2 separate regions of the Homo sapiens genome follow, and region 2 is linked to region 1. Evidence: read pairs that join two places in POLR2A ChIA-PET (ENCODE). Cell type or tissue: GM12878. All regions are shown on one strand. Each heading gives the region's core, and the rest is flanking DNA. Links, peaks and the distances in the headings are about the cores only. Region 1 overlaps STK38L (serine/threonine kinase 38 like). Region 2 has its middle 80 kb from the start of C12orf71.

Region 1 (15,643 bases), core at 4,166-8,165:
GAAGACTGAAATAGGAAAAGGCGTTTCTGTGGATGATTTAAGTGATCTAGTCATATGATAATGATGATAAGTAAATACTTTATATAATGCTGCTTCCTGCTAAATCCTTTACATATATTACTTACTTGCCTGGCTTTAATCCTCACAACAACTGTATGGAGTAGGTATTTTTATTATTCCCGTTTTGCAGATGAAGTAACTGTGGTACTAAGGTTAGATAGCTATTGAGTGGTAGGACCAGGATTCTGACCCAGGCATTCTGGCTTGTACCCATATGGCATGCTTAACTGCAATCCATATTTTCTCTCCTGTTCATGATGGTCTTCCTCAGATCTGTAGTTTCAAAAACTTGACTTGGGAAATACATTCTTCTGACATCTAAATTTTGGGGTCAGTTTTCTAGAAAGAGTTCCAAAATAACACCCAAGTAAATGAGTTATTTTTGACATGTTATTTTAATCCATTTTTGGAAGTTATTCTTGGTGCAGATTAAATATAACTATTGAGTGGGACTTTTTAATAATTTTGACTTATTACCTATAAGTACTCATAAGAACTTAGAAGTGAGAAGTTATTCCATATTAACTCTTTTGCTTAATGGAATGTTTGCGTCTTTGTATATTTTGTCCTGTAATTTATTTTTTTTAAAGAAAGAACCTCACTGTCTTGCCCAGCCTGGACTCGAACTTCTGGGCTCAGATGATCTTCTTGCCTCCTAAGTTGCAGGAACTATAGGCCTGAGCCACTGTGTTTGGCTTTGTTCTGTAATTTTTTTTTTTTTTTTTTTTGACAGAGTTTAAGTCTGTCTTTTAGGCTGGAGTGCAGTAGTGCAATCATGGCTCATTGCAACCTCTGCCTCTCAGGCTCAAGCGATCCTCCCACCTCAGCCTCCTGAGTAGCTCGGACTACAGGTGTGCACAAGCACGCCCGACTGATTTTTAAATTTTTTGTAGAGACAGGGTTTCACTATGTTGCCCAGCCTGGTCTCGAACTCCTTGGCTCAAGTGATCCTCCTGCCTTGGCCTCCCAAATGTTGGGATTACAGGTGTGAGCCAATGTGCCCAGCCCTGTTCTATAATTTTTTAAACCACTTGGCACTGGATAGTTTTTGGGTTGAATTATGAAGTTGAAATTTAGTTAATGATTGAATGTTGGTCTCAGCCCTTTTAGTTTATTTTCATGAATAGCTATGCTTATAATGGCAGAAACAGGGTGAATAGAGTGTTGTACATGTAAAAATGAGAGAAGTTCCATCACTGATACTTTATGTTGGGGCAACTTTGACAGTTCTTTGGGTTTGTGAAATAAAGGGTGCTATAGAAGTGCACAGTGTCTTGTATAGGCCTACTCAGTACTGTAAATGTCCACCTGATTTTATTTATGAAGTTTCAGGAATAGTCCACATTTGTTATTGTTTAAGAATTGGAATCACAAATTCAATTGGATTTAAAGGTTAGAAAAAAAGTATACCTAGGCAGGGAATACAGCAGGTGAGCGGTGGGAGAGGTATTGCCTGCCTTTTCCTAACTGTCCAGCAGGATCCAGACTCTTCAGCTTCTTTGTCAGTGCCTGCAGTTGACCGTACTCATAGTTTAAGTACAGCTCCAGAGTCATAGTCTCTGTGAACGAATATAAGTATTCTCCACTTGACTCAATGGGGTAGGTTCTAGAAGACACCTATACTAGGACAGTTGATGGTTGATGAGCTTAAAACCTAATGGGAAGAGTAGCAGAACTAAAGCCAGGATTTAAAGCACGTGTGTTTATATTATTGAAATAAGACAGAGATGGCAAAACAAATTTTAAAAAGTTTTTTTTTGAAACATACCTTAAATTAATAGTGATGGTATATCATTTCCATTTACCATGCCCTGATTGGCAGATCTTTAGCCCATCATTTCATGGAGATACTTAGATGTGGACTTCGCTTTGTTATAAAAAGTTTCCAAGTTCTTCTAAGTACAGGTGGTTTGGGAAGATTGTCTTAGTAAAAAGGTGTGTGAGTAGGTCTATCAAAAGAAAACCAGTCATACTGTTACCTCCTTGCTGATTCAAGTTTTGGGGGCATCTTTTCCCACCAGGAACAGCTTATCTGCATTGAACGTCTGCTGAGGCAGGTAGCCTGCCTCTTAGATGAGCTCTGCACAGATCTTAGGGAAGACCTTAACAGTTACAGGTCATGTGGTGACCTGATCATTCACAGTCATATTGTATAAATTCCAAACAGGCCTGGAGCCTTGGCAATTGTCTGTGGTATGTGATAACACTTCTACTATGCTTAGCTTTTATTTATTTATTTATTTATTTTTGAGACAGAGTTTCACTCTTGTTGCCAAGGCTGGAGCGCAATGCATGATTTTGGTTCACTGCAACCCCCGCCTCCTGGGTTCAAGTGATTCTCTTGCCTCAGCCTCCCAAATATCTGGGATTACAGGCACGCACCACCATGCCTGGCTAAGTTTTGTATTTTTAGTAGAGATGGGGTTTCACCATGTTGGTCAGGCTGGTCTCGAACTCCCGACCTCAGGTGATCCGCCCGCCTCGGCCTCCCAAAGTGCTGGGATTACAGGCGTGAGCCACTGCGCCTGGCCTATGCTTAGCTTTTAAATTCTTAACAAGCTCTTTACCTTCCCCTTAATTAACACCAGATCAGTTGGTAACCCAAATTGTTGATTCTCTGGCCATTTATACAGAAGGCTTCCTGTTTTCCTTGCCTTTTGCTGATTCTCGTTGATTCCACAGGTATAGAATTTCTACATGTTATAATAGATAAATCTCTGATCCCGTATGCACAGATAGCATCCATTGTTTTCTTACCTCTTTGAGTTATTTACTATCTCTCCAGCTGATTCAGGAGATTTTATTCCTCGTTTTCCTGATTCCTGGGACACTTTTACTGCTTTTGCAGTTCCTGAATAGGGTGGAGTTAATAATGTTTAACACCTCAAATCAGCTACAGATACACCCAGAATAAAGAACAAGATGGCAGAAACTAACATGAGGGCATGATAGCTAACCCAGGCATTCGGGGTTGCTGTACCTTTGCTATGGAGTCTAGCTTTCATTCTGTCTGTGAAAGTTTAGAAAATTGAGTTTGGGACAGAGAAGCTTCTGCACACATTAATGCCTACTTTTCAGGGGGCCAAGTTCTCCCATTGCTATTCTGCTTTTATGAATACGGTTATTGCTATTCTGCTTTTATGAATACGGTTATTGCTATTCTGCTTTTATGATCTGGAGATTTTGACTGCATTTCTCTTGATTCCTCACCAATTCAAGAGACACAGTAAGTAATCTGAACATTTAATATGAAGCATACTTTGTGTAATTTATATTTCTCAAAGTTTGTCTCCCAGTGGTAATATATAGATTTAGCTCCCTGAACATCATCTTTCCCTCTTAAATGTTCTTGATTCCTTTTTCTTTCTGAATGTCACCCATTAGGGCACAGGTCTGATAATTTTATCAATGCCAGTAACCACTTATCCCTTACTATGCACCAGACATAGTGCTAAGTACTTTATATATATTATCTCATTTAATCCTTATAGCAATCTTGTGAGTTATTATCTCTACCTACAAATGAGGAAATTGGAGCTTAGAGAGGTGAAGTGACTTGCCCAGGGACACACAGGTAGATAGTAAGTGGTAGAGTTAGAAATTGCTCCTTCAGGCCGGGCGCGGTGACTCACGCCTGTAATCCCAGCACTTTGGGAGGCCGAGGTGGGCAGATCACGAGGTCAGGAGATTGAGACCATCCTGGCTAACATGGCCAAACCTCGTCTCTACTAAAAATAAAAAAAATAGCCGGGCGTGGTGGCGGGCACCTGTAGTCCCAGCTGCTCAGGAGGCTGAGGCAGGAGAATGGCGTCAACCCGGGAGGTGGAGCTTGCAGTGAGCTGAGACCACTTCACTGTAGCCCAGCCTGGGTGACAGTGAGACTCTGTCTCAAAAAAAAAAAAAAAAAAAAGAAATTGCTTCTTCAGATCAGGTTTGCTCTCTCTTACATTGCATTATTTTACTACAAAAACTTCTCCTTTTCTCTTTAATTTACCTCCCTCTTCTAGTCCCACCCCAAGTTTTCTTTCTTCTCTTTTTTCCCTTCCTTTTTTGGTAATTTCCCCTTTAGGAGTTATTTACAGTTTTGCATGTCAGACATAAATTCTCTTGGGAAAAGTATGCAGAAATAATTCAATTGTATTCTGATTTCTTATAGACAGGGATTTACTCTTAGCACTTATTTTAAGAATAATACCAGGAGCCCTTATATTTGTATTACACTTTATAGTTTTATGAAGCGTTTTTACACATTTCCTTACTTAATCCTCATAGCAGTCATGTGGTCTAGGCAGTGAGGGTTATGGCTATTACACCTATTTTCAGGTAAAGAGAGGAACTCAGATTAAAGTGACTTGTCTGAGATCTCAAAATAAGAGACAGAGCCTGAATTTAAACTTAGGTCTTTCGACTCTAATATAAACACTTTATTTAACACACTGGTCTTCCTTGTAGAGTAAAAGCTGCTACAAGCAAATCGTTCACTAAGGCCTCTACAAAATTAGTTGATGAGACAAGGTTTTTGCCCTTAGCAATTACAGTGCTGAAATAAATGATATAATCAAATGTTCTGACTTCATTTAAGCCAATTAGGAGTGGGTAAATATCATTATAGCATGGCATTTTCTAAAGTTTTAAGCCTTGAGCTTTGTTTTGTTTTGTGAGAATTGAGAACCTGGAATTTTAGTTCTGCATTTTAAATCATGAAATGTTAAAGTCCTTAATTCTTAAGTTATTGTCTATCTCATTGTGCACTCAATTGCTTACATTCTAACTAAAACAATTATGATAAAGGAATAGGGTGAAGGGAGGACAGACATAAACAGTGAAATTAAGGAATTGGGAATCCTAACAAGGGCTTGCTGAGGTATCTTACAGTAGCACTTTTTTTTTTGAGACGGAGTCTCGCTGTGTCACCCAGGCTGGAGTGCAGTGGCGCGATCTCAGCTCACTGCAAGCTCTGCCTCCCGGGTTCACGCCATTCTCCTGCCTCAGCCTCCCGAGTAGCTGGGACTACAGGTGCCTGCCACCACACCTGGCTAATTTTTTGTATTTTTAGTAGAGATGGGGTTTCACCGTGTTAGCCAGGATGGTCTCAATCTCCTGACCTCGTGATCCGCCTGCCTCGGCCTCCCAAAGTGCTGGGATTACAGGCATGAGCCACCATGCCCGGCCTACAAAAGCACTTTTGTAGAAAATTGAATATGATCCTTAAAAGAATGGATAAGCTGCAAGTAGTATTCACTTCTGGAAAGTGATAATGTTTGAGAGCTCAGACAGCTTATTCAATGATCCATTTTTGACATACTATCTTGTACTAGTGTCTGTTTTATTAAATTAATTTTTACTAGCAGTGTTCATTTTTACTTAGTTAAGTGTCTACCCACTGACCTGCTCCCATTGTGGAAATACCACACCGTGTTTGCCCCTTACGACTTTTCTGTATTTGGCAGCAGAGGCTGGTTGCTCAGTTTATTGTAGTACTAGGGAGTTGCCCTTTGTTGTGTTTTTCACAACAGCGATCCATTTCATTTGAACATTTTCAGATCTGGTTGAGGATGTTCTCCATATGTCGACTCTTATCTAGACAAACAGAATAGACTTTTTCTATTTTTGTGGCTAGAGTGGAAAATTTTAGTACTGAATTGCATGTATATGACCCATTGATATTCTTGATACTGGCAAATCCTAAAGGAATCACAGACTCATAATATTTTAGTGAGGTTAATCATCATAATTCATTATTTATCAGCTATTTGCAGGGCACTGTGTTAGGTACCATGGCAAAATAGAGACAAATAGATGTTTGGCCCTCCATTTAGAAAAGTTCAGTCCAGTAAGAGGTATAATGTATGGGTACAAATGACTGTAATTCAAACAGAAAGTGACAACGGAGTAACAGGGTACTGTGGGAGCAGAGGAAAGAGAGATTGCTTCTGGCTGTAGAGATTAGGAAAGCTTCCTATATGAAGTGAAATATGAATTGAGCATTTCAGAGTGAAGGACATGCCACGCAGAGGGATTAGCATAAATTGGGTGTATCTGTACAGCACCTGGTAAGTTCTGTTAATTATCTACTTCTCTTTCTGCTCTGTTGGATTTGAACCCTTTGAACTTAGAGAATTGATGTTTTCCAGCTTTTCATTCTCTACTTCACCACCTGTTCAACTTGGTACATTAATTACTTAGAGTTGTAAGTGGCAGTAGTGTATATGGAGTGAATTCAAGGAAAGAGAGTCCAGAAATGGGAAGACCAGTGAAGAGACAAATAATCTAGGTGATAATAATGAAGTTCTAAACTAGGTGAGATTGGGAAGGAGAGACTTGCATGGATGGGTCTCTCTAGTGAAAGAACCTAGGCAGTTCTTTCACTGTGAATTGTACATAAAGTACATACCGTGTGCCAGGAGATATGGAAAGGGAAAGACATGGTGCTCCCTCAGAAGCTGGGCAGGTGACTGGAGAGCTACATTCACAGGGGTAGAAATAGCTGCAATCAGGCATAGCAGCTGTCATGAAAGAGCAGTGAGAGGCACACCTAAGGGAGAGGGGCACCTACTTGGGATAGTGAGAGAAGCTTTCCAAGGATGTGTGAGTGTTTGAGCTTAGACTTGAAGGGTGAGGAGGAGTGTTTCAGGCCGAGAAGCCTCAGGCGGGTATTATCACATAGTGATGTAAGACACGAAGCATATTAGGGGGCCACAGGAACCGGAATTGTTGCCGTGATGCTGGACAGGAGCAATGAACTTTTATTTGCTGTCTATTTATGTTTATCCAGCTTTAGCACTCTGAGCTTTTGTAAGAAAGTGTTTCTGTTGCCTCTAGTAGCCTCTTGGAAGCACCTCTTCTGTGCTTCTCACTCCCAACCTGGAGTGCAGTGCTGGTGATAAATTGTCTCTTGCTTCCATTTTGTGAAATTAAACAGAAAAAGTAAAGATACCATCAGCCAGAGAGATAAAGAGAAAAGTAAATCCACTAAAATCCTTTTCTTTGATGAAGCCTAGAACCACCGAGGTTGTTGTATAAAGAGAATGCTGCATCAAAGCACAGCTTCAAGAGCACCTGACTTGAGGGAGGGGATTGTGGTAGGAACATGATTATTTACCTTTCCCATAGGGTTTTATGGAACTCTTAAACATTTCCCAAGACTGTAATACCTAATAATGAAGTCCTTTTATTCTAGTTCTAGCCTTGATTCTTTTCTCCTCTCTACTCTAAGCCTTATTATTTTTTAAAAATAACACAGTTTAATAACTAACATGACCCTAAACTTCAGATGGTGTCAAACATCATCTCTGGTCCTCCTCTATCCTTGTTTGGTCATTCAGAGACCTGTATGTGCAAATCGTTATTATAAACTTTGTATGTATAATCTACGTTAGATTGCTAGAGATAAAAAGCACTACAGATTTCTTTTTTACATAGATTTACTTTCTACAGTGGTTATTTTTTTTTCTGTCCTTTGGATTGGACCACTGAAACAGAATATAAAGTTGTTTTCTAAGGACAACCAAAAAGTTAATGGTAGTCTCTAATTCAAATTATATCCATTGTATTTCTAGGCCAGCGGTTGGCAGCTGTTTTGGCTTTAGTGCCATTACTGGTAATACTAAAAGATCATGGGCACTCTCAGGAGGAAAGTGAAAGGAACAGAAGGAGGAAAAGCGGGCTTGTGGGGTGGTAGGGGAGGCACAGAGAGGGGGCGGGAGAAAAAGTACATATGGTTAAAAGAGATCAAGTACCTCCACACCTCTTCCAGGTACCACTTGGTAGGACCAGTGCCATATTTAAGGATTAAGTTGAACTCCCAGCAGTCCTGTCTGAAAATACTCTGGTTGTATTTTTATGCCAAAAATGGCAGTTTCTTTTAATCAAACATTTCTGGATTTAATTTTTAAAATTGTATATGGACCAGTGTCTCTTTATTTTTAGAATTGAGCAGAAAAGGAGACAGAAATCAACATACTTTAAATATCAATGAAAATTATAAGCACATTTCTGAAATGTAGTTAAAGCTTTAAGATCTAAATCCATAGATTAGCCCCATTGTATAGCCCAATTCAGGCACAAGGTGGCAGAAAGTAAAGGGATGAATAGCTGGGAACATGTGTTTGAATTTTTACCGTAGTAAAACTGCATTTTCATACTAACCAAGAGTGTAACTGGACCCACAGAAGGAAAAATAGGGCTAAGAAATTAGAGCCTGTGCTTTTCTGTACAAGTAAACCAAGTACTCTCTCCCTTTCAGAAAACATTATCAAACAACAAAAAATTTATTTTTTAGAACTTACACAAGATATTGGACTGACAAAGCCAAAAACAAAAATACTTAAGATTTTAGCTTTTCTGTAATAGTGGTGAAAAGTTATTTCTCAGATTGTAAGAAATACTGTCTTGAAGTTTTTGATTGATTTTCAGAGTTGAAAGATGCTTTAGAGGTCATCTAGTCCAACTCTGTTGTGAATTCCCTGTACATCATCTCCAACAAGTGGATGTTTAGTCTTTGCCTAAATATTTAAGTTCCTTGCCTAAAGACAAGGAACTTAACAGATCATAAGATAGCTAACTTTCATTCCCTTAAATGGTTAATGTGCTCTTTTGTCCCCAATCCTCTTCTCACTCCCTGCACTGTGAGTGTGGGTGATCTCATATGCTGTGATATCTTCAATAACTTCTCTGCAATGATGACTTCCAAACCGGTATATCTTGCTCAGGTCCCCGTCCTGATCTTAAGACCCCATTGTCCATCTGTCTTCTAGATATCACCACCTTTGGTGTGTTCCATGGATAACTTGGATTCTGCTCACCCAGAGCTGACTTTATCTTCTCCCTTCACAGAGCCATTCTTGTGCTCCTTAGCTTTCCCAGTGCATGGCGTTGTTCTCTATTTGGTTCTTAAGCTGTAAACCTGGAAATCACCCTTGACTCGTCCTCCTTGTTTATGACTGACATCTAGTCATTTTTTAGGTCTTCCTTAACTATGTCTTGAACTCTGCCTTTGCTCTTCCTCCAGTGCCAGAATATTCATTCAGGTGCCCAGTGATTGAACTAGCCATCTTTCCCTGCTACCAGTCTTGCCTTCTTTCAGTCTGTCTTCCATGTGGCTGCCACAATGACTGTCCTAAACTTGAATCTCATTATGTAACTTTCATCCTTAAAATTTCTAGTGACTCCCCATGGCCTCTTCCAGGCTCCTTAGTGTGACACATGAGTTCCTTTTTAGTTTTCCAGCCTTGTCTTCCATCACTCCCCTACTCACCTCTCCAACCACACTGAACCACTAGCTTTCTTGTACCTTCGGTCTCACACACTACTTTCTGGAATGCCCTTTCCTATACTTCTTGGGTAATTCCTGTGCTTTCTTTGGTATTCTGCTTAGGCATCTCTTTCAGGGAGGCCTGCCTTGACCTCTTACCTCTGGCAGGGTTAGGTACCTCTCCTAGGCTTTCTGACAGTGTCTAGTATGTATTTCTTTTATGTTTTTTAAATATCCAAACTACAGTAAGAGGTAATAATGTTGGGCATTTACTATATGTCAAAACTTAATGAGCATTTGCTATGTGCCAGGCATAGGACAGTGCTAACTGGAAAGTGTTTCCTTATATAATTTTCAACTGGTTCTCATCTCAGAATTAGAGATAATTTTATGTCACTGCAAGAGTAATATTTGAAGATGGCTATCTAACATCTCTCTTTCAGGCTAAGTATCTTCATTGAATTTGTTCAAATATGGATTTCAGACCTCTTGCCTTCCTGGTCACTCCCCTCCATGTGTTTTATTTTGTTTTCTCTCTTAAAATATGTGGTTCCGTTTTACATCAAATAGAATTGTCATAAAGGAACATAGGGCTTCTCAGATGGATAGAAGCTGGATATGGATTGTCATATTTAAGGTATATACCTCACTTACCTAGGTCGTTAGCTATGAACATTTTTCTGAACATTTTCCAGAAGTCACTAGAATTACGGGAATTTACTTATAGTTAGCAAGTGATGGAGAGACTGACACAAAACCAAGAATGCCAGTTAGTGAATTTATTAATATAACTGTGAGTGGAACAGAAGCTTATAGTTTGGTGAGCACACTCTCATCACTATAGGAGAATCTACAGGGGAAGCCAGCCCATGTAATCAAATGGGTAATCTTAATGGGGAGTGTCACTAAGTCAGGATAACCTGATGGAGAGTCTTTATAAGGATGCAGCTGTCCAGCGCTGCTCTGGGGATATGGTCAGTGTGCTTTCACCTCAGACAGTGTTGGGGTCACATAGGCAAAGTCTTCCTTGTTAAACTCCTGCTCTGCCCCCACTACCTCAGATTAATATAACCTCCTTCTGTCAACATAGTTGACAAGGTTTCAGCTTTCTTAATTCACATTCCAATCCTGTCTCCCAGAAACTATAACCTACTCACTTTTGACCAGACTTGGGTATCCCCGGCCCTTTTCAGTCACACATTTTCTTGGAATTACTTACAGTGATGGCTAAATTCCATCACTCTATTTGATTCAGGCTGGTGTTACTCCCAGAGGATGACTTAATTTTCAAATTATGAGGACATTTATTTTGCCCTTTGTATGACTATAGGGCATCACTAAGTATTGAATAATTTCTCCAGATATGAGCCAACTAGTACAGTGTAGAGTATGGCATTCACCTTCCTTGTGCATGACTTTATTTATATGTGTGTGTCAACTCAGCCCAAGATTAAGATTGTATAAATTTTAGGGGCAGCCATTTCACACTTTAATTTATGTCAAGCTTTTTTTTTTTTTTTTAAGTGGAGTCTTGCTGTGTTGTCCAGGCTGGAGTGCAGTGGCACAGTCTTAGCTCACTGCAACTTCTGCCTCCCGGGTTCAAGTGATTCTCCTGCCTCAGCCTCCCAAGTTGCTGGGATGACAGGCGAGTGCCACCACACCCAGCTAATTTTTGTATTTTTAGATGGGGTTTTACCATGTTGGCTAGGCTGGTCTCGAATTCCTGACCTCAAGTGATCCACCCACCTCTGCCTCCCAAAGTGTTAGGATTACAGGCATAAGCCACCATGCCCGGCCTATGTCAAGCTTTTATTTGAAAAAACTCTTTAGTTCTTTCTTTAAAAATGTAATTTAAAAAATATTTTAATAAAGACAGGATTTCGTTATATTGCCTAGGCTGTTCTCGAACTCCTGAGCTTAAGCAATTCTCCTGCTTTGGCTTCCCAAGGTGCTGGGATAGTTGCCTTTTTGTGTGTGTGTTTTGAGATGGAGTCTCACTTTGTCACCCAGGCTAGAGTGCAGTGGCATGATCTCGGCTCACTGCAACTAACTGCCACCTCCTGGGTTCAAGTGATTCTCCTGTCTCAGCCTCCCAAGTAGCTGGGATTACAGGCCCCTGCCTCCATGCCCAGCTAATTTTTGTATTTTTAGTAGAGATGGGGTTTCACCATGTTGGCAAGGCTGGTCTCGAACTCCTGACCTCAGGTGATGTGCCCGCCTCGGCCTCCCAAAATGCTGGGATTATAGGCGTGAGCCCCCGTGCCTGGCCTGGTTGCTTTTTTATGTATACAACAGTTTTCACAATTTGTATTTAGCATTTGATTTTTTTAACCCAAATATAATTCTTTACATTTTCTCTATTAAATTTTATTTGTTACAGTTAATATTCTGTTAAAATTGTTTTAGATCTGACTCTGCTCTCCTTTTTTTCATTATTCTCTCCAGGCTCTGGTCATACCTACATTTTGATAAGGATGTTGGAAAAACTTTTATCCAGATCATTGGTAACACTATTGCCTAAGCCCAGTGAATATTGCAGAACTTATTTATGAGCATTCTGAGTTTTGTTATTTAATTGGTTATGTATATGTGTTACTCAGCCCATCTCTCTTCCTCTCAGAAAGAAATGGAGAGTGGAGCTTGTTAAATACCTTTCAGAGCATCACATAGATTTGTCTTATAGCTTTGCCAACAAAAGAAATAAAGTTACTTGGCAAGACTTGTTCTTCCTGAACCTACACTGATTCTCAGTGATTGCCCATCTTTGTCTATTCAGAAACTGTTTTATAATCATCTAGGATTTTCTTCCGGCTGAATGATAAACACAGAGTTAATCTTTTGCCATGTTCATTTTCTTTTGTTATGTTTGTGTTTTTTCCTCACTCTGAAAGATGGAGTACTTTGTCTCCTGTCTTAACCTCTTTGGTCTTCCTGACTTGTTAAAGAGTTATAGCATTCAGCAGAATTCCCATGCAGGCTCACAGTAGACAACTGGTCAAGTCAGATTTGCAGTGTGTCGGGGGCAGGTCTTTTATGGCCGCTTCACGTGTCATGGGCATCAGTTCTTTCATCCTAACGCGCCACTTTTTGCTGTCGTTCTCCTAGACTGAGAAGAGAGGCAGGGATTGAGTGATGGACACTGGACTGGAAGTTCTCTTTTATAAAATAGGCGTCATACCTACCTCTCCAGGTAGAAATATGTAAAAGGTCTTTGTAAACTGTGAGGGGGTATTCAAGTGTAGAATTTTTAAAAAGCAAAATAGAAGTGAAGGGTTTCTTTCCCCCCCTTTTTTTTCCTATCATGTATTAACTACACCATTTACCTTAACCAACGTACTCAGCCTTTTGTGTATACCAGGCCTTTTGTAAACTTTCTCTTCCAGACATAAATTCAAAAGTCCTTTTTGTAGCCCTTGCTGATTTTCTTAAGTTCAGCTCATTGTGGACATTTTACTTCCTGATACCATCCTGTGTTTCTTTTATAGGCATCCATGTTATGTGTCCCTCCTTTCTTTTTCTGTGTCTTTGAAAATCTGAGTTCATTGAAGAGCTCTTTGTGCAGCCAGTCTTTTCAGAATCTTCCCATTTTCTGTCATTAATATCCTTTGCAGTTTATAGCCAGAACTCTGTTTCTTATATCAAGTTTTAATCTTTTTGTTGTGACTAGAAGAAAGAGGATAGGAGCAATACTGGTTTTATGTCAGTCTGTCCATCACTTGTTTGGTTATACAAGTCCCCCACCACCACCACCACCATGTTTTTCTGACTCATTCTCCTTCTTTGTCTCTTTTTTTCATCTTTCTTTTCTGGATTCTTCTTGTGATATAACTAGGAATTATTCTAAAGCTCACAAGTTTCAGTCTGGTACTTTATCAGATCATGTATAGATATGGAACATTTCCCTTGTTATTCTTTTAAATTCATTTTCAATTTATAATTTACTTCCAACAGAACAAAATGACACTGTCTTCAGGGCAATAATCATGTTTGCCTTCCTTTGTATTTTTCTCATAACATCTAGTGAAAGTAGGTATTTAATACAAGAGAGCATTTAGTGAAAGGGAACCTAATAAGTGTGAATTCTCATGGGCATAATTCAGGAGTAATCCAAAGTCCTTACTGTCTTTGCGGGGTTTTACACGTTCTTGCCCCTGTCACCTCTCTGAACTCTTTCTTACCACTCCCCCTCACTCTCTCTGTGCCGTACTGAACTCCTTGCTGTTTCTTACTGCATACCTCTGCTTCAGGGCCTTTGCACTTACCATACATGCTGTGTGGTACTCTCCTCCCTTCAGATTTCTAAATCATTCTTTTTCATCTCATTCAAACCTCCTTCTCAATGAAACCTTCTGATGTCCTTATTTAAAATTGTAATGCCTCTCCCAGCCCCTATACTTTCTTTCCATCCCCTCGCCCCACTAGAATATAAGATCCATAAGGGCTGGTATTTTGTGTCATTTGTATTTTTATACGGTGCCAGGAACAGTATCTGGCACATAGTGGATGCTCAGTAAATATTTGTTGAATTAATTAATCAAGGCTAGTTTAACTAGACTTCTGTTGTTGAGAGCTTCCTAAAACAGATGACTCATCTTTCTTTTTTGAGTCTCAGGCAGGACTTACTTTTCTTTTCTCTGAACATTTTGTAATTTTTGTTGCCTAATTGTGTCCCATGTTTCCATTCCCAGCTATTGTAACAAACTTGAAAATTCCATGGTAAATTGCTCTCCGGTTTCCCAGTACTTCCATTTATCATCGAATTTCTTCCCAGTGGTCACATTCACATCCAGAATATTTCTTTTCCTATTTGAGAGGTGGAAGGGTTAGCAAGGCATTTATCAGAGACATTGATTTTATCTGTGGGAGAATTCTAGCGGCTATCCCAAAAGTTGAAGTCCCCATCACAGCTTATTTGTGTCAGCCTCAGTCTCTAGAATACCAGCAATTCTTAATGCTTCTACTTTCCTTGCTTTTGCCCTGTTCTAGTGCAGAGTCCCATTTCATCAAATCTCAGTGATGCTTAATAGTATCATATTAACTTATTTGTAAATTGTCAGTTTTCTTTCTTTGTTTAATACCCATATTCTGGGCATGGGTTTCCACAGACCTGAGACCACTTTGTTGCTAACACCTTTCCCATTTGTTTTTCTGCAACAAATAATTGACCCAAGCTTTCCCATTATTTTCAGTTTTCTTTTTCAGAGCATGCCCAGCCAGCTTCTTTCATTGTTACAGTAATATCTGAACTTTTTGTATCTCTTCTTCCATTTTCAGCTTAAGGTCTACTTGATCAGTTAATCAAAATTACATAGTGATTAGAAAAAGCTCAAGATCCATCACCATTTTAACTGTGTGACCTGAAACAAATTTCTTAAGTTCTTCTCTAAATTTGTTTTTGTATCTGTAAAATGGGGAGTGGAGAGCAGTAATGCCTGCTTCTTGAGTCATTAATCCTTGCTTTCAGAATTGAGTGATATGAAGATGATGATGATAAACTTTTATGTAGGGTTTACTATTTGCCAGATGTTGTTTTAAAAGCCTTACATATTATTAACTAATACAGTATATATGGCATACAGTTCTGTTTATTAGCATATGCATGGCATGTGGAAGCAGTCAGTAAATGTTAGTTTTTATTAGCAGCAGCGGCAGCAGATCTCTGGGTAAACATTCTTTTCTTAGTTTTTGCAAGGTATACTTCCTCACCAGTGAAAAGTCTGTTACAGATGATTGTATGCTGTGGTATGAATCAGACGTTTGTGTACCATTTGTACCATTTTTGACGCTATTCATTTGCTATAAGAAACCACAGAAATCTCACAATAGTCCCTTCTCTTAAAAAATTATATTTTAGGATTAGAGCCCAGACAATAATAATGCCATTATTGAGAAGCCAGCCATTACACACTGAAACTAAATACAAATTATGTCTTTAAAGTAAAATTTCAACTTTTAAAAATAGAAATTTTATTGAAAATTAGTTTTTATAATTTACATTTAGTAAATTCCATATATTTTCACTGATTCAGTACAAAATGTTCAAATCAAAATACCTATTGAGAAAGCACTATAGAAACTTTGCTAGGTATTAACGTTAAAAATCGTAAAACATTACATTTTCCATGGCAGAAAACTGATAAAATCATTGAGTAGTCAATTTCTGAAATGTTTCTTAATTTTAGAATAATATGGGTAAACAGCCAGGTGCAGTGGCTCACACCTGTAATCCCAGTGACTCAGGAGGCTGAGGTGGAAGGATCACTCGAGGCCAGGAGTTTAAGGCTGCAGTGAGCTATGATGGCACCACTGCACTCCAGCCTGGGTGATGGA
Region 2 (15,643 bases), core at 5,477-9,476, 91 kb before region 1:
AAAGATAATTTATTTGACAGAGAAACAAAATGGCGAAAAAATGCTGAGAATTTTTTTCACTCTTTTTCTTACTTAGATACATGGAAACAGCCAGGTAACAAAAAAGTACTCTGTATAATGCTTCGATGAGATATGCTAACCATTTTCTATGAGAAAAGAAGAAACACTTTTGGTCAGAAAATGGGTTCAGATGAAATTTTGTTCTGCTCACCTTTAGAATTAATAGTGTGGTTGGCTTCCTGCAATGTTTTTATGAAAGGAAATTAAATCTTAGGCTCAGCCTCATTTTGGTTCTTGATGCCTTGTTTTGTTTGCCCAGGGAAGCTCTCCCTGTCCCCTACTCTAAGTGAGGGTCCACTCTCTGAGACTGTTCTTTTTTTCAGAACATGAACCTCAGTTCATAATTCTGCCTCCGCTAATGTGATCATTTGATTCATACCTGAGTACCTCATTTGCCTATCAGCTCCATAAGTGTGTGAGCTGTGCCTGTTCATGCTCACCATACGTGGTATCCCTAGAGCCTAACCCAGTCACTGAAACATCGTAGGCACTCCATAAGTATTTGTGAATCAATACATAAATGGATGAATTAAAAATTTAAAAGTAAATAATTGGAATGGATTATGGAGACAGTAGAAAAAACTTAGTTAACTTTTTAGGTACTGTGAGAGAATATCTTTAAAATGTTTCTTGTGGATTTAGCAGAAGATAAAAGGGCAATAAATTTAAGGGGAACTGCATATGAGAAAGAATATGAAAAACTACCAATCTTCCAGAAAAAAAAAATCTGGTAATTTCCTTACATAGAGTAAAAGAGTTTTAGTACTTTCTATTCTGAGTTCTATTTGAATATTTTTCTCTTTTTATATGGTATAAGAGGGCTGTTTTCTTGAGTAAAATATTTTATTAACCTAATATCGTTGGTTAATCAAATGTCTTCATAGTGTAAGATTTGAAATAGAAAGCCACGTTGAGTCTTTCAATACATAGAGAAGCTAGATTACAAGAGAAAGAGGCTTTGCCTCACTTTTTTCTTTTTTTTAACCTCCTTGTAGTTTTCTGGGCTGTCTTTACAGATTTTTGGTTCATAGATTTTCTAAGTAAGATTTTTGACATATTATATATCTTTTATTCAATACTTCTAATAAGAAGAAAAAGATACCCTTTCCTCACCGTCTTACAACTTTGAAAAAAATACTGTAAGATTTCCACTGTGGTGTGAAAAGTTTTATTCACTCTAGAAAACTGGGTCATCTTCTTTTCAGAACCTTTTTTTCTAAATCTGAGAACAGATTTAAGGAAAGCAAAGCAGAAAGTTTTCAATAATCCAGTGGGAATTCCTCTTAGAAGCAAGAGAGCTAGAGAAGATGATTGCACAGACTTAGCAAGGTTAAAACGGGTATTTCTAATACGTGAAAAATGTGTGAGTTAGAAGGTTAACAGTTGATTCGACAAGTGGCAGAAATGGGTTTTTTTCAGTTCTGTTGGGGAACAAAAATCAGACGACATCCCTCAAATCTGTACATTTTAAACATATCAAATTATTAGTTTCCTGTTGTACTGTATTTTGGCTCTTAGGTTTATGATTCTTAGTATGAGAGAGGAAGGATAATCTTCAACATAGTTAAAAAAAGAAAAAAAAGGAGGAACACGCAAATATTTTGCTTAAGCCTGAGATGAGATTGGAAGAAACCAACAAGTCCGTTTGAGGATAAATAAAGTCACACTTGAAGAAGGGCAAAAATCAGAAGTGACCTAATAAAATCTCCCTAATAACAGTAATGGTAAGGTGATATTATATATAACTTTTCTCTCTGGCTCCTGGAAAATTTATCCAATCTAAGTAGTTATCTATCTTGCCTCACAAATAATCCCTTAAAACTTTTTATTTCTGTTACTTGCTAGATTCAAAAAACATAATTAAAAATTATTTTATCTGTAAAATATCTACCTCAGTTCTCAAATTTAGTATAATGAGTTGTTTTAAAAGTCAGATTACATAAGACAAACCAACACTACACTACTTCTCCACAACTAATGTACGATAAAAATGAGAACAAATGATTAAAATATATAAGCTGATAAATGCAAAATTGTTTAAAATACCTTTTATATCTTATGATATCTAAGGCAATGGGTTAAAATAGCTCTTCCTTGATAACTTTGAGGTTAATGAAAATTGTGATTATATTTAATTAGAGGAATTCAGTATATTTCTTCATTTTCCTTAGAGATTTCCATGGAAAGAAAATAAATTTCCACGATCATAAATTTATGTTTTTATTAAAATTCTTAATTTCTTTTTATTTATAAATCACAAATGTTCTTGGAGACAATTTAGAAGATCTAGATTTAAAAAAAAAAAAAAAGAAGAAGAAAATAAAAACCACTCATCATTTCATCACCCAAAATAACACTGGGAGCATTCTGGTATCTATCTGTTTAGACTTTTCTTTTGCCTTCTTCTATAATACATATTGTTTCAATAAAAATTAAATCATAATGTACATTATTTTATGTAACCTGCTTTTTCCACTTAAACACATATTGAAAATAAATTTGTATTTTACTTTTTAAAATTAAATAATATTTAACAATTTGTTTATTGTTGGACATCTAGATTGTTTATAATCTATAATGAAGATACTTATTATTATTATTTTATTTATTTATTTTTGGAAACGGAGTTTTGCTCTGTCGCCCAGGCTGGAGTGCAGTGGCATGATTTTGGCTCATTGCAACCTCCATATCTCGGGTTCAAGCAATTCTCCTGCCTCAGCCTTCCTAGTTGCTGGGACTACAGGTGCACACCACCAAGTCTGGCTAATTTTTGTATTTTTAGTAGAGACAGGGTTTCACCATGTTGGCCAGACTGGTCTCAAACTCCTGGCCTCAAGTGATGTGCCCATCTAGGCCTCTCAAAGTGCTAGGATTACAGGTGTGAGCCACCACACCCAGCCTGAAGATACTTATTACATATGTTATTTATATAAACAGCATTAAAAATCACGAACAGTTTTTTTCACTAAATTTATGGGATATAAATCCTTCTGATTTTGGAGAGAAAAAGCAAGTCAGGATTAGACTTAGGTAAAATTTAATTTAGCAACATTTATGTAGTAATTCCTGCCAAGCACTATTCTAACCCCTTTAGAAATATTAACTTATTTAATCCTAATAACTCTCAGAGATATGTATTGTTCCTATTCCTATTTTACGATGGGAAAATGAGGCACAGAGAGTTTAGGCAACTTGCTCATTGTCATTGTCATAGGTAGTAAGGGGTAGAGCTAGTCTTGCATCAGGCTCATACTCTTAACCATTCCCTTACAAGGCCTCTTTCTGTTATTTTGGGTAATCTGTGAAGTGGGGTTTGTGAAGTTAATTGGGAAGCCTGGGGAGTACCTCAGAAAGATAACTTGATAGGCATTAGGAAGGATTTTGATATTAAAGGAACCTAGAACTTCTCCGTAGATCAGGAACAGAACACTTGGCTTATTTTATTAGAATCAAAAACAGAAAATCATATCTGAGGATTGGTATCCTTCTCTTTTCAAATCTTTTGTGATTTTCTAATGCAGCATTCCAAAATATAATGATTGTGCAGAATGTCATTTTTAAACTTTCTTCTATCATTTTCCTGTAAAGAAAATCTACTGAATATAATTCATTTAATGAGAAAAAAATTATAAACTGCATTTACAGTGATGTACTCTCTTAAATGTTTGCCCAAAAGTTTACTATTTAGGCTTGAATAGAGTTAATCCTAAGAAATCCTGTGCTCATATAGAAGCAACGACATAATACTGTTTGTTTTCCATCAAAGTCAGTGAATATAAAGATTAACTTAAAAGCAGCTGTCCTAAAAGCAACCTCAAAATACGCAGTTAAAACCAGCGGAAGACCTGGCCCACTGTTACAATGAAACATGCTCGGAGGAACTAAAGAAAGCTCCAAGTACAAAACTCTTTAGAAGTCTCCGGGGTTGCATGGCAGGCCTATTTACAAGAGGGATTAGTTGTTTTGAGGAAGAACAAAGGCCCCTTCTTATGCTCACTGAGGCTGCTCTTCTGTGGGAAATTTTGCTGTTACAGTTACAGGGACTGGAGTTCTCAACACTGTTTAAAACAAGCAGCACTATCGAAGGAACATACCTCAAAATAGTAAGAGCCATCCATGACAGACCTGCCGCCAATATCATTCTGAGTGGGCAAAAGCCGGAAGCATTCCTCTTAAGAACTGGAACAAGACAAAAATGCCCACTCTCACCTCTCCTATTCAACATAGTACTGGAAGTCCTAGCCAGAGCAATCAAACAAGAGAAAGAAATAAAAGGCATCCAAATAGGAAAAGAAGTCAAACTATCTGTCTTCCCTGACGATATGATTCTATACCTAGAAAACCCTGAAGACTCTACCAAAAGGCTCCTGGAACTGATAAACAACTTCAGTAAAGTTGTTTGGATACAAAACCAATGTACAAAATCAGTAGCATTTTTATACACCAGTAATGTTCAAGCCAAATCAAAAATGCAATCCCATTTACAATAGCCACAAAAAATAAAATACCTAGGGATACAGCTTTAACCAAGGAGGTGAAAAATCTCTAGGAGAACTACAAAACACTGCTGAAAGAACTCAGAGATGACACAAACAAATGGAAAAACATTTCTTGCTCATGAATTGGAAGAATCAATATTGTTAAAATGGCCATATTGCCCAAATCAGTCTACAGAGTCAACACTATTCCTATCAAACTACCAACGTCATTTTTCAAAGAATTAGAAAAAAACTATTCTAAAATTCACATGGAACCAAAAAAGATCCTGAATCGCCAAAGCAATCCTAAGCAAAAAGAACAAAGCCAGAGGCGTCACATTACCTGACTTCAAATTATTCTATAAGGCTGCAGTAACCAAAACAGCATGGCACTGGTACAAAAACAGACACACAGACCAATGGAACAGAATAGGGAACCCAGAAATAAAATCATACACCTATAACCAATTGATCTTTGACAAAGCTGACAAAAAGAAGCAATGGGGAAAGGACTCCCTTTAATAATGATGCTAGGATAACTGGCTAGTCATATGCAGAAGAATAAAACTAGATCCGTACCTGTCACCATGTATAAAAATTAAGACTGATCAAATATTTAAATGTAAGAACTCAAACTATAAAAACCCCAGAAAAAAAATCTAGGAAATACCATTCTGGACATCAGCCTGGGCAAGGAATTTATGGCTAAGACCTCAAAAGCAATCACAAAACCAAAAATTGACAAGTGGGACCTAATTAAACTAAAGAGCTTCTGCCCAACAAAAGAAACTATCAACAGAGTAAACAGACAACCTACAGAAATGGGAGAAAGTTTTCACAAACTATGCATCAAACAAAGGTCTAATATCCAGAATCTATAAGGAACTTAAACATGTCAACAAGCAAAAAAACAACTCCATTAAAAAATGAGCAAAGGACATGAACAGACACTTCTCAAAAGAAGACATACAGGTAGCCAACAAACATTAAAAAATGCTCATCATGACTAATCATCAGAGAAATGCAAATCAAAACCACAATAAATACCATCTCACACCAGTTGGAATGGCTATTATAAAAAGTAAAAAAATAATAGATGCTGACAAGGCTTCAGAGAAAAAGGAACACTTACACATTGCTGATAGGAATGTATTAATAAATTAGTTCAGCCGCCATGGGAAGCATTTTGGAGATTTCTCAAATAACTCAAAACAGAGCTACCATTCAACCCAGAAATCCCATTGCTGAGTATATACCCAAAGGAAAAGAAATCGTTCTACCAAAAAGACACATGCACTTGTATGTCCATCACAGCACTATTCACAATAGCAAAGACATGAAATCAACCTAGGTGCCCATCCATGGTGGATTGGTTAAAGAAAATGTGGTACTTATACACCATAGAATACTATGCAGCCACAAAAAGAACAAAATCATGTCCTTTGTAGCAACAAGGATGCAGCTGGAGGCCATTATTCTAAGAGAATTAACACAGGAACAGAAAACCAAATACCACATGTTCTTACTTACAAGTGGGAGCTAAATATTGGGTACACATGGATACAAACATAAGAACAATAGACACTGGGAACTCCAAGAATGGGGAAGAAGGGAGAGGGGCAAGGACTGGAAAACTACCTATTGGGTACTATCCTCACTACCTGGGTGAAGGGGTCAGTTGTACCCCACACCTCAGCATCATGCAATATACCAGTGTAACAAGCCTGCACATGTACCCCATGAATCTAAAATCAAAGTTGAATTTTTTAAAAAGAAATAAAAATAGGTTGTGTTAAAGAAAAAAAAAAACTAGCAGCACAACACGTAAAGTTTAATTCTGACAAGTTAATGAGCCTAGTCACTGGTGAACCAAGAGAAAGTGAGGGATTCAACCCAGCAGTGGAACAGGGGTAGGACACAAACAGAATAAGTGACCCATATTAGCAAGGCATATTGCATTTTATCACATCACATCATATTTTAGATCTAGTTGCCTAACTCAGAGGCAACTATAGAAAAATTAAATTTGTTAAACTGAAAAGATTATTTTGCTAGATTCCATTGCCAGTTTTGTTTAGGGGAAGATGAAACCTACCTCAGATGTATTCCCTCGTTATCACTGAAGAGGACCATTCTGGAACCTCCCTATGCTGCTAACGGGGTCATGGTGTGGTTTGAGTCTCCAGTGCACATTGGAAGATGAGGAGGAGTCTGGGTGGGACCATGAGAGGGTTTTTCTACCACTTAGCAGACAATTTCTTCCAGTCCTAGTTGCTGTCCTCAGCAATCATTGAGTTCACTAAGCGTAATTTAAAGAGCCAGACTCATTCAGTAATCTAAAAGAAAGGAAGAGACAACAAGCATCAGCCGAAAGACTCTAAAGAAATCAGACTTAAGTTTGATCAATGTAACATTATGGGTGGTTTAGTTCCACTTCTGTGGGGCTGAAAGTTTGATTACATGGCAAACACGACAAAGAACAAGCTTGGAGAATCTGTGGAGTTGTTATTGCTTGGTTTTGTTATTTGAGGATTCTCTTTCTAAATGTAAGACAGTGAAGTGACATACTCTGAACACAGACCTAAATTTACCCTGTAAGTGGCCTCAAAACGAGAAAACTCAGTCTGAGAACTGGTGAACTGAAAACCAACATAGGAGAAGAAGGCGCTCAAGAACGCATCCAAGCAAATATTTTCAAAGACGTTTTTATTACTGTTACTTTTTCAAAAACAAAAACAAAAGGGAAGAGGATCCTTCTGTTTACTCAATCACTCAACAAAAATTTATCGTCAGCTAACTGCCCGGAACATCAGAGGTGAGTAAGACAGGTCCCTGCCCTTATGTCCTTTAGAGTCCCTGGGGAAGCAGACTCTGTCAGAGACCTGCCCTTCCTGTTGTGGCCATCTCTATCACACAGAGCTGGGTCCTGACTTCTGTTTGCCGTGTAGGTTTTCAGTAACTGACAGAATACAATAGCAGCTACCATTGATTGCTGCTTACTAAGTGCTTTACAAATGTGATGTCTCTTAAATCCTTAGAACAACTAGGCCTGAGGTAACCTATAGGGGCCTTGTGCAAACTATAAACAGAACTTCTGCAAGATAGATGCTGTCCAGTGATCTGAGCTCAGGTGGGATGCTAGTCCCTTCTCACCTCTTCCACTAGGTTCCCTTGTTCACAGGCTGTACAACTGTACTTGATATGCCCATCAAGAATCTAGTTAAGATATCATCAGTCTCATTTTACAAAGGAGGAAACTGAGGTCCAGAGAGGTTAAATAACTTTTCCAAAGTCATACTCTCTGGAAGTGACAGAGCCTTGACTCAAAGCTGCATTTGTTTGTTTCTGAAATGCTGTTGTCTTTCTCTTATTCCAATTTGGCTTCTTGTTGTTTTGCCAAGGCCTACCAAATCTCCCCTTGCTGAGGCAATAATAATAGAGTTCCCTAAGAGCCTATTATTTCTTATGCATGATTTCCATATGGTCTTAGAAGTCTTCTCCTTCTTTTCTCTCCTACTAACATTGTTTTTGTTTGTTTGTTTGTTTGTTTGTTTTTTGAGACAGGGTCTCACACTGTTGCCCAGGCTGGAGTGCAGTGGTGTGATCACCGCTCACTGCAGCCTTAACCTCCCTAGCTGAAGCAATCCTCTCACCTCAGCCTCCCAAGTAGCTGGGACTACAGGCATGCACCATCACACCTGGCTAATTAAAAATTTTTTTTTGTACAGACTAGGTCTCGCTATGTTGCCTAGGCTGGTCTCAAACTCCTGGGCTCAAGAGATCCTCCCAACTTCCCGGCCTCCCAAAGTGCTGGGATTACAGGAGTGAGCCACTACACCCAGCCAACATTGTTAATAATATCAAAATGCCTATTTTTTTTAAACCGATGGTGTGATTTAAATCCAGATCACTTAAACAATACTCAATAAAAATATTTGTAAGCCGTATATAAATCTGCAAGTAGAGGTAATACATGTAAGAATGTTAATACATAAATATATACAAAGGCAATTTAATATTTTTTCTAAAATGGCTTTTCCATTGAGAAGATTTGCCTCACTGCTGTCTTTGCCCACACTATGGTCTTTCAAGGTCACTTGTGAATGGGAGTGTTGTGGGCATCAGTCCATTATCAACACCTACCAACTTCACCAAGCTGACCTGTCTGTGAGTCAAGCTTGAGTTCCTCTCCTCTGTTCGCTAGTCATAGAAAAACCACCATGAAGTCATTGGTGAGAGCCAAGGAAGAGATGTCAGTCAGTGCCACAGCAGGGGGCTTAGGGAGCCTGGCCACCTTTCCTGCAGCTTATCTGTGCCTTGTGCACCTGCTCAAGCACATTCTCCAGTGTACTGCTTCCTCTTACATTAGATTCCGGCTGAGCCCACCTATCCTTGTAACTTGGGTCTTTGAGATCATCTGGCTCATGATGAGCTGTTCTGGCCATATGGCCACTTGGTGTCCCGTGGTGAAGTCCTCAGCCTATAGGGGCCCAGTAGCCTGCCAGGAGCTGCATTCCACCAGTGTGGAATGTTCCACAAGCAAAACCAAGGGAGCCTAACAAGTGGTGTGCTTCTTTCTTACAAGTAGGCAGTGAAAGATGCAGCAAACTACTTTTTACTTTGAAGGGGCCATCAGTACATGTCCTGTCCTAATCTGGCAGGCCTCTGGATCTTCATAGGGTTAATGTTGTGCCCTCTGGATTATACATATCTATGAAGGCATCTACAGTACATGCCACATCTTGCTCATTATCATGTATCCTCAAAATAGTAGACCAATGTAATTTTTGTGAAATGACCAGATAGTATAGATCCCTATGACAGAAAATAAGAGAAGAACTAATATAGTCCTGGGGCAATCCTGTGAATTTATACCATTGTCATTTCCTGCTAATGCAAACTGCATTGATCCTCTTTTTTGATTGGTATGAAAAGACTATTTCATCAGATCAATGATGGCATACTACATACTAGAGGCTGTATTAATCTTCTCTAGTAAAGATATCACACCCAGTGCAGTAGCTGCAATTGGGACTACTCCTTTGTTAAACTAAAAAAGTACACAGTCATTTACCATCTGGTTTTTATAGATGCGAGAATGGTAACTCAATGGGAACAACTACCCTTGCATCCTTTAAGTCTTTGAGGGTGGCTGTAATCTCTTCTATGTCCCTTGGAGATGTGATATGGTTTTTATTTACTATCTTGGCTGGATGGGGATTTGGCAGTTTCAGGGGCTTCCATTTGGCCTTTTCTGTTACAATTGCTCTTACTCATGGGACTTATAATATTCTAATTAACAAGAAAGTCACAGCTTGAAAAACTAGATATTTCCATCTCTAATGTTATACAACATTATATTATATAAGGTGCATGTATGCTCACCCTCTCACCTCCTCCTTTTCACTTCAGTTACATTTCAGCAGCTCACTCCAGCTGCTCTGTCAAGCTGTTGTTTTCTGCCCTGAGGCTTCTCTGATGTAGTCAGTGGGACACCTGCAGCAGCCTTCTTAGCCCTTCTGTCAAATGTGCAAATCTGGAAATAGGAGGAACTGAACACCTTTGACCAGTGGGGAGAGAAGCCGTGGATAAATCCTTCCATCTTATCTCCCTCAGGCAGACAATGATGAGGTTCATTCTACATGGCTCTTTGGAAGGATTTCTAGAAAGAACACCTCAGTTTCCCATGGTGGTGGTCAGCTTTATAACCCATCCTTGATTTGGCTTTCCTTCCAGCCCAGTGTCACTCTTCCACCTCCCCCCTCCTATTCCTTGAGATCACTTACCAAATAAAGCAGCTGTTGTGAGATCTAGTTTCAGGATCTACACTGTGAGCTTGGTGTGGCACTTTTATATATAGAATTTATACATGTTGTTGTACCAAATCAGAAAACACATGTAGGCACTTCAAAGAAAGAATCATGCAAGATCCTACTATCTAGACATAGCTTTCTAGACTATTGTTTATGCATCTATTTTTCGAAAAATGGGAAGTACAGTAAGTAAAGTATTTTTGCTTTAAGAAAAAGTATTTTTTGTATTGTAAACATTTTATGTATTGTAAACATTTTTCGTTCATGGTGAGAACATTAAAAATCCTCTTTTTTTTTTTACTGTTTTGAAATATATAATAAAGTATTACTAACTATGGTCACCAGGCTATGCAATAATGGATCACTAGAACTTATTACTCCTAACTGAAACTTTGTACCACTTGACCAATCCCTCCCCTTTCCCCACCACCTCCACCCCCACTGGCCTCTAGTGAGATCTCGGCTCACTGCAACCTCCGTCTCCTGGGTTCAAGCGATTCTTGTGCCTCAGCCTCCTGAGTACCTGGGATTACAGGCGTATGACACCACACCCAGCTAATTTTTGTATTTTTAGTAGAGACAGGGTTTCACCATGTTGGCGAGGCTGGCCTTGAACTCCCAGCCTCAAGTGATCCACCTGCCTCAGCCTCCCAAAGTGCTGGGATTACGGGCATGAGTCACCGCACCTGGCCTTACCCTCTACTTCTATGAGTTTGACTTTTTTTAGACTCCACAAATAGGTGAGATCATATGGTATTTGTCTTTCTGTGCCTGGCTTATTTCACTTAGCATAATGTCCTCTAGTTCATCCATGTTGTTACAAATGACAGAATTTCCTATTTTTTTTTTTTAGGATGAACAGTATTCTATTGTGTATATATACCACATTTTAAAACTCACTCATCTGTTGATGGATATGCTGGATGTTTCCATATTGTGGCTATTTTTTGTTTGTTTGGTTTTGGTTTTTATTATACATTAAGTTCTGGGATACATGTGCGGAACGTGTAGGTTCGTTACATAGGTATACATGTGCCGTGGTGGTTTGCTGCACCTATCAACCTGTCATCTACATTAGGTATTTCTCCTAATGCTACTCCTCCCCTAGTCCCCCACCCCCTGACAGGCCCCAGTGTGTGATGTTCCCTTCCCTGTGTCCATGTGTTCTTATTGTTCAATACCCACTTATGAGTGAGAACATGTGGTGTTTGGTTTTCTGTTCCTGTGTTAGTTTGCTGAGAATGATGGTTTCCAGCTTCATCCATGCCCCTGCAAAGGACATGAACTCATCCTTTTTTATGGCTGCATAGTATTCCATGGTGTATAAGTGCCATATTTTCTCTATCCAGTCTATCATTGATGGGCATTTGGGTTGCTTCCAAGTCTTTGCTATTGTGAATAGTGCTGCAATAAACATACGTGTGCATGTGTCTCTATAGTAGAATGATTTATAATCCTTTAGGTGTATACCCAGTAGTGAGATTGCTGGGTCAGATGGTATTCCTGATTCTAGATCCTTGAGGAATCACCACACTGTCTTCCACAATGGTTGAACTAATTTACAGTCCCACCAACAGTGTAAAAGTGTTGCTATTTCTTCACATCCTCTCCAGCATCTGTTGTTTCCTGACTTTTTAATGATTGCCATTCTAACTGGTGTAAGATGGTATCTCATTGTGGTTTTGATTTGCATTTCTCTAATGACGAGTGACGATGAGCTTTGTTTCATATGTTTCTTGGCCACATAAATGTCTTCTTTTGAGAAGTATCTGTTCATATCCTTCACCTACTTTTTGATGGAATTGTTTGTTTTTTTTCTTGTAAATTTGTTTAAGTTCTTTGTAGAGTCTGGATATTAGCCCTTTGTCAGATGGATAGATTGCAAAAATTTTCTTCCATTCTGTAGGTTGCCTGTAGACTGATGATAGTTTATTTTGCTGTGCAGAAGCTCTTTATTTTAATTAGATCCCATTTGACAATTTTGGCTTTTGTTGCCATTGCTTTTGGTGTTTTAGTCATAAAGTCTTTGCCCATGCCTATGTCCTGAATGGTATTGCCATTCAGGCATAAAACTTCTAGGGTTTTTATGGTTTTAGGTCTTATGTTTAATTCTTTAATCCATCTTGAATTAATTTTTGTATAAGGTGTAAAGAAGGGGTCCATTTTCAGTTTTCTGCATATGGCTAGCCAGTTTTCCCAACGCCATTTATTAAATAGGGAATCCTTTCCCCATTGCTTGTTTTTGTCAGGTTTGTCAAAGATCAGATTGTTGTAGATGTGCAGTGTTATTTCTGAGGGCTCTGTTCTGTTCCATTGGTCTATATATTTGTTTTGGTACGAGTACCATGCTGTTTTGGTTAATGTAACCTTGTAGTATAGTTTGAAGTCAGGTAGTGTGATGCCTCCAGCTTTGTTCTTTTTGCTTAGGATTGCCTTGGCTATACGGGCTCCTTTTTGGTTCCATACGAAATTTAAGATAGCTTTTTTTCTAATTCTGTGAAGAAAGTCAATGGTAGTTTGATGGGAATAGCACTGAATCTATAAATTACTTTGGGCAGTATGCCCATTTTCACAATATTGATTCTTCCTATCCATGAGCATGGAATGTTTTTCCATTTGTTTGTGTCCTCTCTTACTTCCTTGAGCAGCGGTTTGTAGTTCTCCTTGAAGAAGTCCTTCACAATCCTTGTAAGTTGTATTCCTAGGTATTTAATTCTCTTTGTAGCAATTGTAAATGGGAGTGTGCTCATGATTTGGCTGTCTGTCTGTTATTGGTGTATAGGAATGCTTGTGATTTTTGCACATTGATTTTGTATCCTGAGACTTTGCTGAAGTTCCTTATCAGTTTTAGGAGATTTTGGGCTGAGACGATGGGGTTTTCTAAATATGCAATCATGTCATCTGCAAACAGAGACAATTTGACTTCCTCTCTTCCTATTTGAATACCTTTATTTCTTTCTCTTGCCTGATTGCCCTGGCCAGAACTTCCAACACTGTGTTGAGTAGGAGTGGTGTGAGAGGGCATCCTTGTCTTGTGCCAGTGTTCAAAGGGAATGCTTCCAGCTTTTGCCCATTCAGTAAGATATTGGCTGTGGCTTTGTCCTAAATAGCTCTTATTATTTTGAGATATGTACCATCAATACCTACTTCGTTGAGAGTTTTTAGCATGAAGGGGTGTTGAATTTTATCGAAGGCCTTTTCTGCATCTGTTAAGATAATCGTGGTTTTTCTCATTGGTTCTGTTTATGTGATAGATTGCATTTATCAATATGCAAATGTTAAACTAGCCTTGCATCCCAGGGATGAAGGCAACTTGATCGTGGTGGATAAGCTTTTTGATGTGCTGCTGGATTTGGTTTGCCAGTATTTTATTGAGGGCTTTTGCATTGATGTTCATCAGGGATATTGGCCTGAAATTTTCTTTTTTTGTTGTGTCTCTGCCAGGTTTTGGAATCAGTATGATGCTGGCCTCATAAAATGAGTTAGGGAGGATTCCCTCTTTTTCTGTTGTTTGGAATAGTTTCAGAAGGAATGGTACCATCTCTTCTCTGTACCTCTGGTAGAATTCAGCTGTGAATCCGTGTGGTCCTGGGCTTTTTATGGTTGGTAGGCTATTAGTTACTGCCTAAATTTCAGAACTTGTTATTGGTCTATTCAGGGATTCAAATTCTTCCTGGTTTAGTCTTGGGAGGGTATATGTGTCCAGGAATTTATCCATTTCTTCTAGATTTTCTGGTTTATTTTCATAGAGGTGTTTATAGTATTCTCTGATGGTAGTTTGTATTTCTTTGGGATCATTGGTGATATACCCTTTATATTTTTTATTGTGTCTATTTGATTCTTCTCTCTTTTCTTCTTTATTAGTCTGGCTAGTAGTCTATTTTGTTAATCTTTTCAAAAAAGCAGCTCCTGGATTCATTGATTTTTTGGAGGGTTTTTCGTGTCTCTATCTCCTTCAGTTCTGCTCTGATCTTAGTTATTTCTTGTCTTCTGCTAGCTTTTGAATTTGTTTGCTCTTGCTTCTATAGTTCTTTTAATTGTGATGTTAGGGTGTTGATTTTAGATCTTTCCCACTTTCTCCTGTGGGCATTTAGTGCTATAAATTTCCTTCTAAATACTGCTGTAGCTGTGTCACAGAGATTCTGGTACATTGTATCCTTGTTCTCATTGGTTTCAAAGAACTTATTTATTTTTGTCTTAATTTTGTTATTTACCCAGTAGTCATTCAGGAACAGGTTGTTCATTTTCCATGTAATTTTGCAGTTTTGGGGGAATTTCTTAATCCTGAGTTCTAATTTGATTGCACTGTGGTCTGAGAGACTGTTATGATTTCCATTCTTTTGCATTTGCTGAGGAGTGTTTTACCTCCAATTATGTGGTCAATTTTAGAATAAGTGTGATGTGGTGCTAAGAAGAATGTATATTCTATTGATTTGGGTAGAGAGTTCTGTAGATGTCTATTAGGTCCGCCTTGGTCCAGAACTGAGTTCAAGTCATGGATATCCTTGTTAATTTTCTGTCTCATTGATCTGTCTAGTATTGACAGTGGGGTGTTAAAGTCTCCCACTATTATTGTGTGGGAGTCTAAGTCTCTTTGTAGGTCTCTAAGAACTTGCTTTATGAATCTGGGTGCTCCTTTATTGGGTGCATTTAGGACAATTAGCTCTTCTTATTGAGTTGATCCCTTTACCATTGTGTAATGACCTTCTTTGTCTCTTTTGATCTTTGTTGGTTTAAAGTCTGTTTTATCAGAGACTAGGATTGCAACCCCTGGTTGTTTTTTTGTTTGTTTGTTTGTTTTTGTTTTGGGTTTTTTTTTTTTTTTTTTTTTTTTTTTTTGCTTTCCATTTGCTTGGTAAATCCTCCTCCATCCCTTTATTTTGAGCTTATGTGTGTCTTTGCATGTGACATGAGTCTCCTGGATACCGCACACCAATAGGTCTTGACTCTTTATCCAATTTGCCAGTCTGCATTTTTTAATTGGGGCATTTAGCCAATTTACATTTAAGGTTAATATTGTTATGTGTGAATTTGATCCTGTCATTATGATGCTAACTGGTTATTTGCCTGTTAGTTGATGCAGTTTCTTCATAGTGTCAATGGTCTTACAATTTGGCATGTTTTTGCAGTGGCTGGTACTGGTTGTTCCTTTCCATGTTTAGTGCTTCCTTCAGGAGCTCTTGGAAGACAGGCCTGGTGATGACAAAATCTCTCAGCATTTGCTTGTCTGTAAAGGATTTTATTTCTCCTTTGCTTACGAAGCTTAGTTTGGCTGGATATAAAATTCTGGGT

Evidence for each region. Peaks named below come from ENCODE experiments on the same cell type or tissue, not always from the same donor. Only the 100,000 strongest peaks of a DNase experiment are listed, where the experiment ranks them.
Region 2: POLR2A ChIA-PET joins it to region 1 with 5 read pairs; 8 of 35 experiments call an interaction of 5 or more read pairs at or near these places.

Annotation. Positions count from the first base shown.
Region 1 is chr12:27,247,047-27,262,689 of GRCh38, forward strand. The region is part of intron 1 of STK38L (serine/threonine kinase 38 like); the gene reads left to right. Among named protein-coding and RNA genes, the nearest start is that of STK38L, 11 kb to the left of the region's middle. In GM12878, for the core only: no CTCF peak of the experiment used is centred there; no DNase peak of the experiment used is centred there; H3K4me3 peaks cover 820 bases; H3K27ac peaks cover 883 bases.
Region 2 is chr12:27,154,518-27,170,160 of GRCh38, forward strand. It overlaps the pseudogene LOC124902904. Among named protein-coding and RNA genes, the nearest start is that of C12orf71, 80 kb to the left of the region's middle. RefSeq lists an enhancer at 10,036-10,095. In GM12878, for the core only: no CTCF peak of the experiment used is centred there; DNase peaks (open chromatin) are centred at 7,151 and 7,432; H3K4me3 peaks cover 649 bases; H3K27ac peaks cover 1,831 bases.